Regions from separate parts of the Homo sapiens genome. Here all the other regions are linked to region 3. Evidence: chromatin contacts called from ENCODE Hi-C or POLR2A ChIA-PET data. All regions are on one chromosome and are shown on one strand. The core of a region is the stretch at or near the end of the contact, and the rest is flanking DNA. Distances in the headings are between cores, read along the strand shown.

What was found. A loop is a pair of places that touch in the nucleus more often than their neighbours do. ChIA-PET counts read pairs that join two places held with the same protein, here RNA polymerase II (POLR2A). Pooled maps may share reads with other maps.
Region 1: a pooled map shows a loop between it and region 3 (15-fold over the local background). The contact joins the promoter of PSMA6 here to the promoter of NUBPL in region 3. A Hi-C loop is called at or near these places in 7 of 50 pooled maps. POLR2A ChIA-PET finds 5 or more read pairs at or near these places in 2 of 52 experiments (Caco-2 and activated CD4-positive, alpha-beta T cell).
Region 2: a loop to region 3 is called in a pooled map, with 9 times the contacts of the local background. The contact joins the promoter of RALGAPA1 here to the promoter of NUBPL in region 3. A Hi-C loop is called at or near these places in 6 of 50 pooled maps.

The regions. Positions count from the first base shown.
Region 1 is chr14:35,290,720-35,295,489 of GRCh38, forward strand. PSMA6 (proteasome 20S subunit alpha 6) reads left to right here and starts at 1,663. Exons shown (of 7, transcript NM_002791.3): 1 at 1,663-1,833. The coding sequence starts at 1,758. All of the region lies in intron 9 of PRORP-PSMA6 (PRORP-PSMA6 readthrough), which reads left to right. RefSeq lists enhancers at 1,364-1,950, 1,667-1,746, 1,867-1,986, 2,067-2,126, 3,580-3,759.
Region 2 is chr14:35,807,066-35,811,361 of GRCh38, forward strand. RALGAPA1 (Ral GTPase activating protein catalytic subunit alpha 1) reads right to left here and starts at 2,230. Exons shown (of 42, transcript NM_001346249.2): 1 at 1,665-2,230. The coding sequence starts at 1,770. RefSeq lists enhancers at 1,880-2,440, 2,277-2,376 and a silencer at 1,957-2,196.
Region 3 is chr14:31,558,382-31,562,653 of GRCh38, forward strand. It overlaps NUBPL (NUBP iron-sulfur cluster assembly factor, mitochondrial), which reads left to right and starts at 3,023. Exons shown (of 11, transcript NM_025152.3): 1 at 3,023-3,166; 2 at 3,687-3,834. The coding sequence starts at 3,059. It overlaps NUBPL-DT (NUBPL divergent transcript), which reads right to left and starts at 2,950. Exons shown (of 3, transcript XR_943720.2): 1 at 2,730-2,950. RefSeq lists enhancers at 2,866-3,265, 3,192-3,747.

The sequences.
Region 1 (4,770 bases), core at 413-2,912, 3.7 Mb after region 3:
TATCTGGGGAGAAAAACAACTATCCTAACATTATGTTTTGCATTTTGTATTCATTAAATGGGAGTGTGCCTTGGGGAAAGTCAAAATAGGCACAAATTTGCGATTTGAAAAGCCACCTGCTCTTCTCCCGGAGCTACCTCGCCAGCTTGGAATTACTCTCATTAATCCATGCAACACTAGCTGCTCTAAGCCCCATCCCCTCAGCTCTAGTTCATTATTAATCAAGGGTGCTTAACCTCATTCCCCATTACTCGTATTTCAACCTCAGTTCCACATTTTTTTTTTTTTATTTAGATAGATCTTCCTCTGTCGCCCAGGCTGGAGTGCAGTGGCGTGATCATAGCTCACTGCAACCTGGATCTCCTGGGCTCAAGCCATCCTCCCACCTTAGCCCCCCGAGTAGCTGGGACTACTGGCGCGCGCCACCACGCACAGCTAATTTTATTTTTTGTAGAGACGGGGCCTTCCTATGTTGGCCAGGCTGGAGTTAGGCTTTCTTTCTTTTTTTTTTTTTTTGAGACGGAGTCTCGCTCTGTCGCCCAGGCTGGAGTGCAGTGGCATGATCTCGGCTCACTGCAAGCTCCGCCTCTCCGGTTCACGCCGTTCTCCTGCCTCAGCCTCCCAAGTATATGGGACTACAGGCGCCCGCCACCACGCCTGGCTAATTTTTTTTGTATTTTTTAGTAGAGACGGGGTTTCACCGTGTTAGCCAGGATGGTCTCAATCTCCTGACCTCGTGATCCGCCCGCCTTGGTCTCCCAAAGTGCTGGGATTACAGGCGTGAGCCACCGCGCCCGGCCTCCGCTTTCAAGACTAAAAATTGCCTGGGCACTGTGGCTCAAGCCTGTAATCCCAGCACTCTGGGAGGCCGAGGAAGGTGGATCACTTGGGCTCAGGAGTTCGAGAGCTGCCTGACCAACATGGCGAAACCCCGCCTCTACTAAAAATACAAAATTAGCCGGTCCTGGTGGCACACGCCTATAATCCCAGCTACTCGGGAGGATGAGGCAGGAGAATCGCTTGAACTCAGGAGGGGGAGGTTGCAGTCAGCCGAGATCGCGCCATTGCACTCCAGCCTGGGCAACAAGGGCGAAACTCTGTCTCAAAAAAAAAAAAAAAAAAAAAAAAGACTAAAAATTGTCGGGGCTGCTGGCCAAAAGAAGATCTTGCCTGGCTGTCAGAAAATAATGTTCTTTCCAGCGGCTGCTTGAACCCGCTTCCTTCAGTGCCTAAATTTAACGGCTGCAGCTGCAGCTGCAACCTGTTTCCCCCGTAATAGGAATGAAAGTGGAGGATAAAAGAGGTTAGGAAGAAGGCAAGCCAGCAGTCTGACCAGACACAGGATGCATGTAAGAGACTTGTTAATTACACGTTCTATTTAGGTCACACTGATAGGCAAATCGCTATTCTGGGCCCCCAGGAAGCCTTTTCGTCCTTGCTATAGTCAATTCATTCTCCAGATGAAAGCCTGAAAGCGCCACGACCCAAGTTTCACGTCTATCCACTCAAGAGGCCTGCTTGGCGCAGGCGCATACCTTCAAAGGCCTCCCGCCCTCACTCCACCACCCCCTTAGGGGGCGGGGCCTCAGAGCTCAGTGCTCGAACTGGCTCCAGAGCCGTGAGTTCGGCATGCAAGAGCGGAAGAAACGCGGCTGGTACCCCGGAAGCAGTCGCTGCAACTTCCGGGAGGTGCTTGTGTGCCTGGTGCGGGAGCTACGGGGCCCAGGGATTGTGTTTAAAGTAGTGCTTCTACCAACATGTCCCGTGGTTCCAGCGCCGGTTTTGACCGCCACATTACCATTTTTTCACCCGAGGGTCGGCTCTACCAAGTAGGTGAGTGAACCAGGTTCGCCTGTGGGCCACCTGAATTGCCCTGTCATGGTACGTGCCTGGAGCGAGCAGACGCGGCCCGGGTTTAGTCTGGGGCCGAAGCTGGGCTGGAGCTGGGAAGGGAGAACGGCTGAAGCTGGATTGAGCTCTGTGGTGTTTGCACCCCCGTCTGGACGCAGGGATCGGGGGCCTGAAGGCCTGTCTCTGCAGGGCGAGCGGCCACACTGCGTAGACCCAATGGAGAGTTAAGGAAGATAGGGCTGTAATGCCTGACTCCGGCTTCGTGAGGCCCCTTCAGTTATTGTATTCTGTCCTGGCCAGGCACAAGGTCTGTTTCTAAAGGGTAATTGATTCCTTAACGTCTCAACTAAAATGCCTCCTCTCCGTTTTCCTTTGTTTGCAGCATGGACTTCTGTGGTTAATTCCACACAGGCACTCGAAGCCTGCTATATACCAGACACTGCTAGTCCTAGGAGATACAAATGTGAATGTTACACCCTCTTCTATACTGAAGCTCACAGCTTAGAGTGACAGATACGTTAAACAAACGGATAAAAAAAATTAAAAGTGCCAATTTACAAATATCTACAGAGTTCAAGACATCTTTGGGAATCTGATAGAATGAGTGACTCAATTCTAGAGCTGCTCTTGAGATTGGCATCCCCTTTTTACCCACATCTGTTTGAATGCTCCTGTAATTTAAATGCCGATTCTGAGTTGTAGATGAGGTACTGTGTACTAGTTTACTGAAGAACACCTGTAGTGGAAAGAAACTATCAGTTACTCGGAATAGTAATGTATTGCGCTGAAACGGTGTCAAGGTTTAGGTTATGATTATAAGCCAGACCCTTGATCTCTTACCATAGAGAATTTAGTGTCAGGAGGGCTTGATTTACATCTGGTCCGTGATGGTTTTATTTTTGAATGAGTTTAGTGGCTCCGTGTCTTGCACAGTAATATAATCATCTGTGCTTGGAATCATAAGGAGAGAGTTGGTCTGTAAATGAGGTTCTCTTCACCTGTAAATTTTAGAAATAGAGTTAAAGATAACTTGGAATGAAACTGCTCAGTGTATTACTGCATAGTGTATATAATGTAGCAAGAAACATCTTGTTGGATAATTCAGTAGCCCTTTTAATTTATCCCCAATTGAAAAACATGATTAAAGATAGAACAAAGAGATAACTGTATCCTCAAAGAATTTTCATTTATTGTATTAAATTCCTGAGTTTTAAATAATTTTCGTATATTAGACTACTGCTTTCAGCGTTCCATTCGTGATTTTTAATATGTGAACAGGAAAAGTCACTCTGAGACCTTTACTTTGTTTCTATATACTGTATTGTGAAGTCCAGCCATAAAGCATAATCGTTAATGCTTCCCAGATTTGGTGAGTGGAAAGGCTGAACACAGTGTCATTGTGATGGTTTTAAAAGATTTGGAAGAGAACATCTATCTGAAAACAAGTTCATTATCTAGACAGAATGATTTTTTATTTATTTTTATTTTTTTGAGACAGAGCTTCACTCTTGTTGCCTAGGCTGGAGTGCAATGGCGCGATCTCGGCTCCCCGCAATCTCCGCCTCCCGGGTTCAAGCAATTCTGCCTCAGCCTCCCAAGTACTGGGATTACAGGCATGCGCCACCACGCCTGGCTAATTTTGTATTTTTAGTAGAGACGAGGTTTCTCCATGTTGATCTCGAACTCCCAACCTCAGGTGATCCACCCACCTCGGCCTCCCAAAGTGCTGGGATTACAGGCGTGAGCACCGGGCCTAGCACCAGCCTAGACAGAATGATTTTAATCTCTGTGAATAACACACTCCCTCTGCTATTCAGGGCATTAATTAGACATTGTTAGGAAAATGAAAGTGAAAGAGTAGTATGAGCAAGCAGTATAGTGAAGAGTTCAGGCCCTGGAGTCATACATGGATTCAAATCTCTGCCCTGCTCCATACTACCTGATCTGGGCACTTGCCAGGTATGTAACCTTAGCCTTAGTTTCTCTTTCCAAAGTTGGGCTCATAATAATTCTTCCTTAAATGGTGGTTTTGAGAATTAAATAAGGCAATGTATGTAGAGTGCTTAACGTGTGCCTGCCACATAGTAAATGCTCAGTGAATGTTATTAGATGCTTGTTTGATTCTTTGGCCCCCCCTTTTTTTTTTGGTCTATTAGATTAGTAGCTCTGTATGGAATATTTCCCTTTTTATGGGTCCTTCCATGCTTAGTTCTCCAGTAAAATATATACATAATCATAATATTCTAAATACTGTCTGTTTGTAAACTTTAGAATCCTCCAAAGACAAAGCATGGAAGGATTATAGGATGCAAGTTGTTAACATTGACAGTAGGAAAATAATATTTTAAAAATGGGATGATGATGAGGGGAGATTAATGGAAGGTAACTATGCTCTTTATCTTCCATACTTGGGACTCAAAAGATAAATGTCGTCTAAAGTTGATATATCAAAAAATAGAGGTAGACATTTAAAGTTATAATGCTTGGCCAGGTGCAGTGCCTCACACCTGTAATCCCAGCACTTTGGGAGGGCGAGGTGGGCAGATTACCTGAGGTCAGGAGTTGAAGACCAGCCTGACCAACATGGTGAAACTCTGTCTCTACTAAAAATACAAAAAACTAGCTGCTTGTGCTGGCGTGCCTGTAGTCCTACCTCCTCAGGAAGCTGAGGCACAAGAATCGCTTGAACCTAGGAGGCAGAGGTTGCAGTGAGCCAAGACCGTGCCATTGCACCTCCAGACTGGGTGACAGAGCTAGACTCCATCTAAAAAAAAAAAAAAGTTGTAATGCCAATCATAATTATAAACATACTTTATAATTATTAATAACATATTATTGGCAGTGTTTGCTCCCAGGGAGTGGAGAGAAAGACTTTTTCTTTTTTTTTTTTTTCCCTTTGAGACAGAGTTGCGCTCTTGT
Region 2 (4,296 bases), core at 980-3,479, 4.2 Mb after region 3:
ATATAAATAATTCCTTAACCAGTCTATAAATAAAGTATGGCCTTTAATTTAGGAAATCTCGATACTTTATTGGAACTCAACTTTATAGCTGTGTCATTACCTAACCTACAGCTTATCCCAAGTAGGTGTCAAGCTCCATTAAGTGTTCAATTTCAAACTGCCATTACCTGTGAATCCCTCGCCTGCATTCACACATTAACTTACTGTGTCCTATTCTCGGCTAAATCTTTATTTCAATGGCTTAACTCTCAAGAAGAATGAAAACAAAAAGATCACAATCTCCACTATATTTAGAAGCTTTACATTTTCTTGAAAACTGAGCTTTTTATAGCGCTAAACTGGATTAACTGCTTTCTTACTACTCCACTGGAATAAATACAATTTACTTGTGACAAAGATTAGCTGTCATAAATGTAGAAAGAGTAAAAAAACAAACTAGAGACACAAAATCTGGGTTCCAATTCTGACTCAGCCTCCTGGTAGCTGGCTGACTACTCGATGTTCCCAAACTTCAGCTTTTTTGTTGGTAAAAAATGGAGAATAATATCATCTACCTATAGAGTTATTGCAAGGATTATCATAATTTACGTGAAATCACTGTAAACAGTAAAGCATCATAGAAATGTTGGGTAATATTGGTGGTATCCTGGTGGTATGAGTAAACAATAGACTAGAGAAACATGTACCTCAAATAAGGGACTTACTTTTTTCACTAAATAAACATCACTTTCCAAAACAAATACGCATCAGGAGGACAGCTCGAGATAAACTCTGAACTAGGATTCAGGCATCTGGATGAATGCATCTTCTTCAGCCAGTTCCACCATTAACTCTAAGTATCAACACAGGCGAAATAATTTTCCTTTTCATCTCAAATGTCTTCATCTAAAAAATCCAACTACTGGACCAGATGTTCCATAAGTATTATTACAGCCTTTATCAGCCTACCAAATGACTAAGTATTCAAAAGAGTCGATTAACATTATATTCAAAACTTAGAGCACTGTTTGGTCTACCAGCAAAACAGAACTTAAGGGCAGACGATAAAAAAAATATTTTTAATTAAAAATAGAATTATATACAATTCTCGAGAAGCAAAGGATGAGTTAAACTACCTATAATAGTTCTCCCTCTAAATGACTAGTGATGAACAAGGTGCATTAACAAAAGGGCGGGGCTCCTTCCCACAGCTTTTTGGGAACCGCCCACTTCCCAAAGAGGTGTAACTGCTACCTCCTTGTCTTCATCTGCCAAGAAACTTGAAAGATTAAGGTTTATATTGTCTGAGAGAGGATTTTATTTTTCTTTTTACTTGGGTGGGGTTGGCAGTAGTCATCTGGCAAACATATCCTATAAACACCATTATCCACAACGCCAGGTCTCCCCACAAAGTCTTAAAGATCTAAGTTTTTAGAGTAATACCAATTTTAAAAAATAAGTTCAGACTATTAACTCAAAATTAGATTACTGTGTTAACAGTAATCAGTGCTGCCAACTGCCAAGTTTTCGCTTCTCCGAATTATTCACCCTCCCGCGTCTCCGCAGAGGCTACGATTTGCCCTCTCCTGCACCGCGCCAGGTCCCGAGAGAGAGTCCGCAGGGGCTCCCAGGAGAGGGAAGGCCGGGCAACCCAGGCCTCGGCGCTGCCACCCCTCGCTCCTCACCGATGACGATGCGCAGGTGCTTGAGGCGAGTCAGTGCGTCCTTCTTGGTGTCTAGCACCTTCTGGGTGGACTTCTTCACGTCCCCGTGCGGCTTCTTGGAGAACATCCTGTCGCTGCCACTGCCACTGCCACTGCCACAGCCGGCTCCCAGCCGGGTCCCGGCGGCAGAAAGTGGAGGGAGTGGACGGGGAGGAGACTAGCCAGAGAGGCTCATTAGCTCCCCAGCCTTGCGGGCCAGGGCAGAGCCGACTCCTTCCCGATCCAGGCCAGGGCCGCCACCTCCACCCGCCTCGCGCCGCGGCTCCAAGGCACCTTCGGCCCCAGCTCCAATATGGCGGATCCCTCTCCCGGCCCTGCACGGAGCGAGGCAGACCCGGGCTGGCCGCCTGCCGCCGCCGCTCGTCTCCAGCGGCCGCCGCTCGCCGCCACAGGCCGGGGCCCCGGACCCAGAGCCACGAAGGTGGAGCTCTCGGCGGCAGGAGCACAACTCTCTCCCTGAGGCCCCCTTAAGGTTGAAGCTTCTTTAGCAGCTTACACCCTGCAGAGGCCGAAACGGAGACGAGTGTGGTAGTGATGGGGTTTCACGACTCTGCCGTCGGTGGCGAACGGTGTCCGTGGCAACCGCCTTCTGACGTCAAGAGTTCTTGACGTCATGCCAGCATGAGATCACCCGTGGCACTCCCCGCCTTGGTTTCCTGTGTAAGCAGCCAAAGGAGAATCTCAAGAAAGGCAAGGAAGGTAGTTACTGCGTGCTCCATTGTAAGCCAAATGATAGTAATAAGCAAAGAGAAGTAATCTTTATTAAATATGTCCATGATTTATCTTTGAAAATGTGCATAAGTTGTTGTGGCCACCAGATCCTCTAGCAGAAAGATAAACGAAGTTACAGTTGGGCAATTTATTCTGTCCTAAATCTATTACTAATAATATTTCCTGCACTATGTATGTGATTTCTTTCATATTTTTTCTATTTGCAATATCCCTGTTTTTTGCTGCAAACAACTTGACAACAGAAAGGCTTAAGCAGAGGTATCTAGGTTTTTTAAATAAAAGTAATCTTGCTTTCCTTTTCTATTGTGCTTTTAAAAATCTTTTCCCCATCTGCACCCCACATAAAGATGAATATATTGTCAGTTTTTCCTCTGCAAAGAAGAATTCAAGGTTCTTATTACATTGATGGAGTCATCTGAAGAATCTGCAATAGCTGAAAAAAATCCGTGAAATTCTGAATGACATAAATTGAAATTTTTATTGGAACCCTTTTTTTTTTTTTCCTTTTTCCTTTTCTTTCCAGACAGGGTCTCTGTGTCCCAGGCAGAAGTGCAGTGGTGTGATCTCAGCTCACTGAAGCCTCGAACTCCCAGGCTCAGGTGATGCTCCCACCTCAGCCTACCGAGTAGCTGGGACCACAGGTGCGCGCCACCACATCCAGCTAATTTTTGTGTTTTTTGTAGAGACGGGGTTTCGCCATTTTGCCCAAACTGGTCTAAAACTCCTAGACTCAAGTGATCCGCCCGCCTCAGCCTACCAAACTGCTGGGATTACAGGCGTGAGGCCACTGCGCCTGGCCAGGAACATTTCCTCCACAAAATAATTTGATAAAGAGTGAGTTTGCTTGTTTGAACTGTTTCCTTCTATGTTCTCACCCATAGCAATAGACTTGTCCAATGAAATATGTGATTAACATAGAAAAATAACAAAATCAGCAAAGAAGAGAGATGTAAGACATTTGCCAAAATTATGTTAAAATATAGTGCTTTGCTTAATGGTAGTTTGTTTCAACAACAATCCTATATTTTTTAAAGTACAAAAAATTTATTCAGTTTCTACATGTAGGGTTTGTTTGTATCATCAAACTTACAAGCCATACATGTTTTGAGGAAGCTTATAACATAATAGAAAAATAAGGGGATTGTTCAAGAGATTTTAGTTCTAGTTCCTCTCAGCATCAGTTTTCTTATTAATAAAATCAAAATAAGGTCTGTCCCTCACAGTTTCGTGAAATTTAGGCAATAATACAATGTTTTCAAGCATGATCTTTAGAATTACATAGACCTAAATTAGACATTCTGTTTTTCACTTGCAAGGACTTACTTGCTCTCGGGCCCTTGGCATGTAGTTCAGTCTCAGCCTGATTTTCCTCATTTGTAAACTACATCAGTGATTGTGATAATTAGGTGAGAAAAGTATTGAAAGTTACATCTATAATGACACATCTCATAACATTCCTTTCCTTCATAGAATTTAAATACAGTAATTTGTGTAACTGTTTACAGATTCTCTCTTTCATGAGACTGTAAACTCCCTGAGGACAGAGACTGTATAGATTGTCTAAAGTTGTATCCCAGTCTTCTTGCAAAGTGCTCTTTGCAAGATAGGCTCAATAAATCTGTGTCGAATAGAAGAACGAATGTCACTGTCCCTTCCTTTCTCTTGCGCAAGTACTCAGTAAATGTTTGGCAAATGAGTGACATAATTTTAGAGAATAAAAATGTAACATATCGTTAAAAATAATTATATGGCTGGTATACCTGAGAAAAAATGAAAACACCATTGCAAAACAAACTAGTATAATGTAATTTACATATGGCACACCCATCCCACTGCCTGGTTTTTCTCTTCCCATTGATTT
Region 3 (4,272 bases), core at 1,773-4,272:
AAATTTATTGGGTGGATGTAAGTATATCTTATGGACCTAAGGATAGGAAGTCCGGTTGAACCTCATTATGAACTGGAACCAGGAACTGAAAAGTTATGAACCAGTGCAGCTCTTCTCCCTTTCCTCTATGGTAACATGATCTCTTATGATCTACTTTCTTCTTCTCTCTTGCATTGGCTTTATCTGCTTCTGCATGCACATAGTAGAAAATAGTAATTTCAACTGTATTAGCTCAAAGACAAACTAAGATTGACTAACACCTGTTACTTTTATTTTCCAGGCTCTCTGGAGAATTAATCTGATTGGTCAATTTTTTGGTTGTACATCAGTCTTTAGTCCAATTAGTGACCTTGGGAATGGGGTCAAATGACTTAGCAATTCTTAGGACCAAAGGAGAATACCCTTTTGAAAAGAGGCCATGGATATGTATATGTGTGTCAGTGTTTTTTGGAGAAGAAACATCTCTACTACTCTCCTAAAATTTTAATTTGGGGAAAGGTAAACCAAAGTAATGATTCAGCCATTCTACAAACATTATTCTCACTTGCTCCTCCTCTTATGTTTTCTCTCAGGGAATTCATCTAGTTGCTCATGTCATAAACCTCTACACAACCAATGATTACCACAATAGCTAACAATTACTAACTCTGTGACAGCTGTTCTACATGCATTATCTTAAGTTCAACCTCACAACAACCATAGAAGTAGGAATTAACTATTTTATTGATAACAAAGTGAAATTTAGAGATGTTAAGTCAAGCCTTCAAGAGAGAGACCTCATGTCTCCTTGTCTCTGATCTTGCCCCGCTGATCCATTTCTTTTTTAACCCAGTAATCATAGTGGTATTTCTAAAACACAAATCTGATGTTACTTTCCTGCTTAAAATCCTTCTATAGTTCCCTTAGGATAAAGTCCAAATTTCTTTACAAGATATATACAGCCTTTCTTGATTTAGGCAACCTCCATCTAACCAACCTTCACTCCATCCTCATCTCTTTTAGTCACTTTGTCCTAAGTTGCACAGATCATTTACAGTTCTTAACAATCCAGAAAAGAAATGTATTTTCTACTCCTCTTGTGTTCTCTCTTCTTTTCTCTCTTCTTTCTTTTTTTATTTTTATTTTTGATATCTTTTTTATTTTTTTATTTTTATTTTTTAGTATTTATTGATCATTCTTGGGTATTTCTCGGAGCGGGGGATTTGGCAGGGTCATAGGACAATAGTGGAGGGAAGGTCAGCAGATAAACATGTGAACAAGGGTCTCTGGTTTTCCTAGGCAGAGGACCCTGCGGCCTTCCGCAGTGTTTGTGTCCCTGGGTACTTGAGATTAGGGAGTGGTGATGACTCTTAACGAGCATGCTGCCTTCAAGCATCTGTTTAACAAAGCACATCTTGCACCGCCCTTAATCCATTTAACCCTGAGTGGACACAGCACATGTTTCAGAGAGCACGGGGTTGGGGGTAAGGTTATAGATTAACAGCATCCCAAGGCAGAATAATTTTTCTTAGTACAGAACAAAATGGAGTCTCCTATGTCTACTTCTTTCTACACAGACACAGTAACAATCTGATCTCTCTTTCCTTTCCCCACATTTCCCCCTTTTCTATTCGACAAAACCGCCATCGTCATCATGGCCCGTTCTCAATGAGCTGTTGGGTACACCTCCTAGACAGGGTGGCGGCTGGGCAGAGGGGCCCCTCACTTCCCAGACGGGGTGGCCGGGCAGAGGTGACTCCACCTCCCGGACGGGGTGGCGGCCGGGCGGGGTCTGCCCCCCACCTCCCTCCGGGACGGGGCGGCTGACCGGATGGGGGCTGCCCCCCACGTCCCTCCCGGACGGGGCAGCTGGCCGGGCGGGGGCTTTTCTCTCTTCTTTCATCTTTCTTCCTTCTACTCTCTTCTTCTTTCTTCTTCCTTCTTCTTTCTTCTCCTTTTAATTTCCTCTTCCTCCTTCCTCCTTCCTTCTTTCTTCTTCTTCTGACAAGGTGTCACTCTGCTGCCCACGCTGGAGTGCAGTGGTGCAATCATAGCTCACTGCATCCTTGAACTCCTGGCTCAAGCAATCCTCTTGCTTTGGCCTCCCAAAGTGTTGGAATTACACGCGTGAGCCACCATGCCTAGCCTTAGCAGTCCATTTCTAACCTCTTTACAACAATCTCCTTGCCATTCTCCCAGCTAACTTCTACACATTATTCAGATTCAGCATTCAGCTTAGATATTACCTAATTTAGAAGCTTCCCCTGATTGAATTGAGTGCCCTTTCTTTGTATCACTTTGTCCTTTCTCCTGTATCCCTCAATGCTTTTCTCCTGTACTTATCATATTATACCGCAATTTTGTTGTTAACTTATTCTGTCTTTTGCACTGGATTATAAAGCCCTTTAGTGGAGGAATTATGTCGGTCTCAATGCTGAATATTTTAAGTCTACTGTAGTACTCGGTACATAGTAGTTGCTCAACGAATATTTGTTAAATAAATGAGTCTTAAGTCTGGAAGAACTTGCAAAGTTCTTTACCAGGTTGCTGGTAAAGCAACCTGACCTTTCTTTCAGGGAACTGTCAGCAACACAAGCCATGAATACCAACGCAAAACAGACTCTCACTGTAGATCACACGGGAAAAAATAAAATAAAAAGGTAAAATCCTTAACGGTGGTAGTATTTAAATGACCATATACTGCTTAGTAAGAAATCCTGGGGTCATTTTCAAGGTCCCCCATTTCCTACTTTTGTTAAGCTGGGTCAAGTCTCTTTAAACTTTCTCCGTTTTCTTGTCCATAAAAAGAGTATACTAGGTAAGTCTTCTGTCTACCTCGGGACTTCTGTAAGTATCATAAGAGATGTTTTATATGACAACACTTCACAAACGTTTAGTAAAACGCTGCAAAATGTTTGTAGCTGGCTATAAACAAGATCATGCAGATTGGGTTCCTGAGCCAACAAACCCAAAGAAGACCGGTTGCTAGGAAGAGAAAGCCGAGCGTTGCTCCGTGACGTCATCACTCCGCGCCACCCGCGACAGTTTCCCAGCAGGGCTCACAGCAGCGTTCCGCGTCATGGGGATTTGGCAGCGTCTGCTGCTTTTTGGTGGGGTGTCGCTCCGGGCTGGTGGCGGGGCCACTGCCCCGCTTGGGGGAAGCCGAGCGATGGTTTGTGGGCGCCAGGTCCGTGGTGCTGCAGGGCAGGGGGAAGCGGGCTGACAGATGCTGGGCTGCAGGGCCGCAGATGCCCTGGCATTGCTTCTTGCCAAAGACTCGCCTCAGTTCCTGAGACCCCCAGTGTGCTGGACGTGCCTACTTTTCAGGCAGGCCCAGGCTGAGGCGTGGCGGGACTTGAAACACAGTTAGAACGTAGATGTGGTATTCTACATTGCTTTCTTGGCTTTGGGTTATTTATCAAATAGATTGAAGAAAAGCAAAACACGTGGAAGCCTTATCTCCGTAAAGAGGCAGCGTTTTTACATTTTTAAACGTTCAGCGTATCCTGCTAGAAAAATTTCAATTTAAGCAATGTGTCTTTACAATTGTTATCAGTAGTAGTAGGTAAATGTCTCCATAGTGAAGATGAGCAGAATTAGAAAAGAAAGCCCTCTTAATTGCAAACCCCAGATTGTTTTTGCTTTTACAGTGTGATGATGGAGATGGCTTATTTAAAACGGCTTTTTATTATTATTATTTTTTAAAGTTGTCTGGCGCCGGGAGTGAGACCCTAAAACAAAGAAGAACACAAATCATGTCCCGAGGACTTCCAAAGCAGAAACCGATAGAAGGTGTTAAACAAGTTATAGTTGTGGCTTCTGGAAAGGGTGGAGTCGGAAAATCTACTACAGCAGGTATTATAGGATATTAATTCTATTCCTGATTAAGAACTTATGCCAACAGACAAGTGCACACTATTGAAATTATAGTTTTGTGTTTTAAAAATTTATTTGTGAAGTTCCTAACATGTGATTCCTTAGTTTCAGGAGTTGGTAGCGGGTAGACGCTTAGATTTTGGAGTTAGACAAAAGTAGGTACTAGCCGGGTCTCCCACCCCTTAACTCAGGAAAAAGTGGTCAGATTGTACAGCAAATCTTCAGTTCACTTAACTGTAAAATGGAGATAACTTCTTTCATAAGATGGTTATTCAAATTGCACAAGCTAACCACTTAGCTTAGTGTTTACTAGTGTTCAATAATTGGTTGCTGTTATTTTTAAAACATCTAGTAACTTTTTTTTTTTGTTTTTTTTTTTTTTTTTGAGACGGAATCTCGCTCTGTCACCCAGGCTGT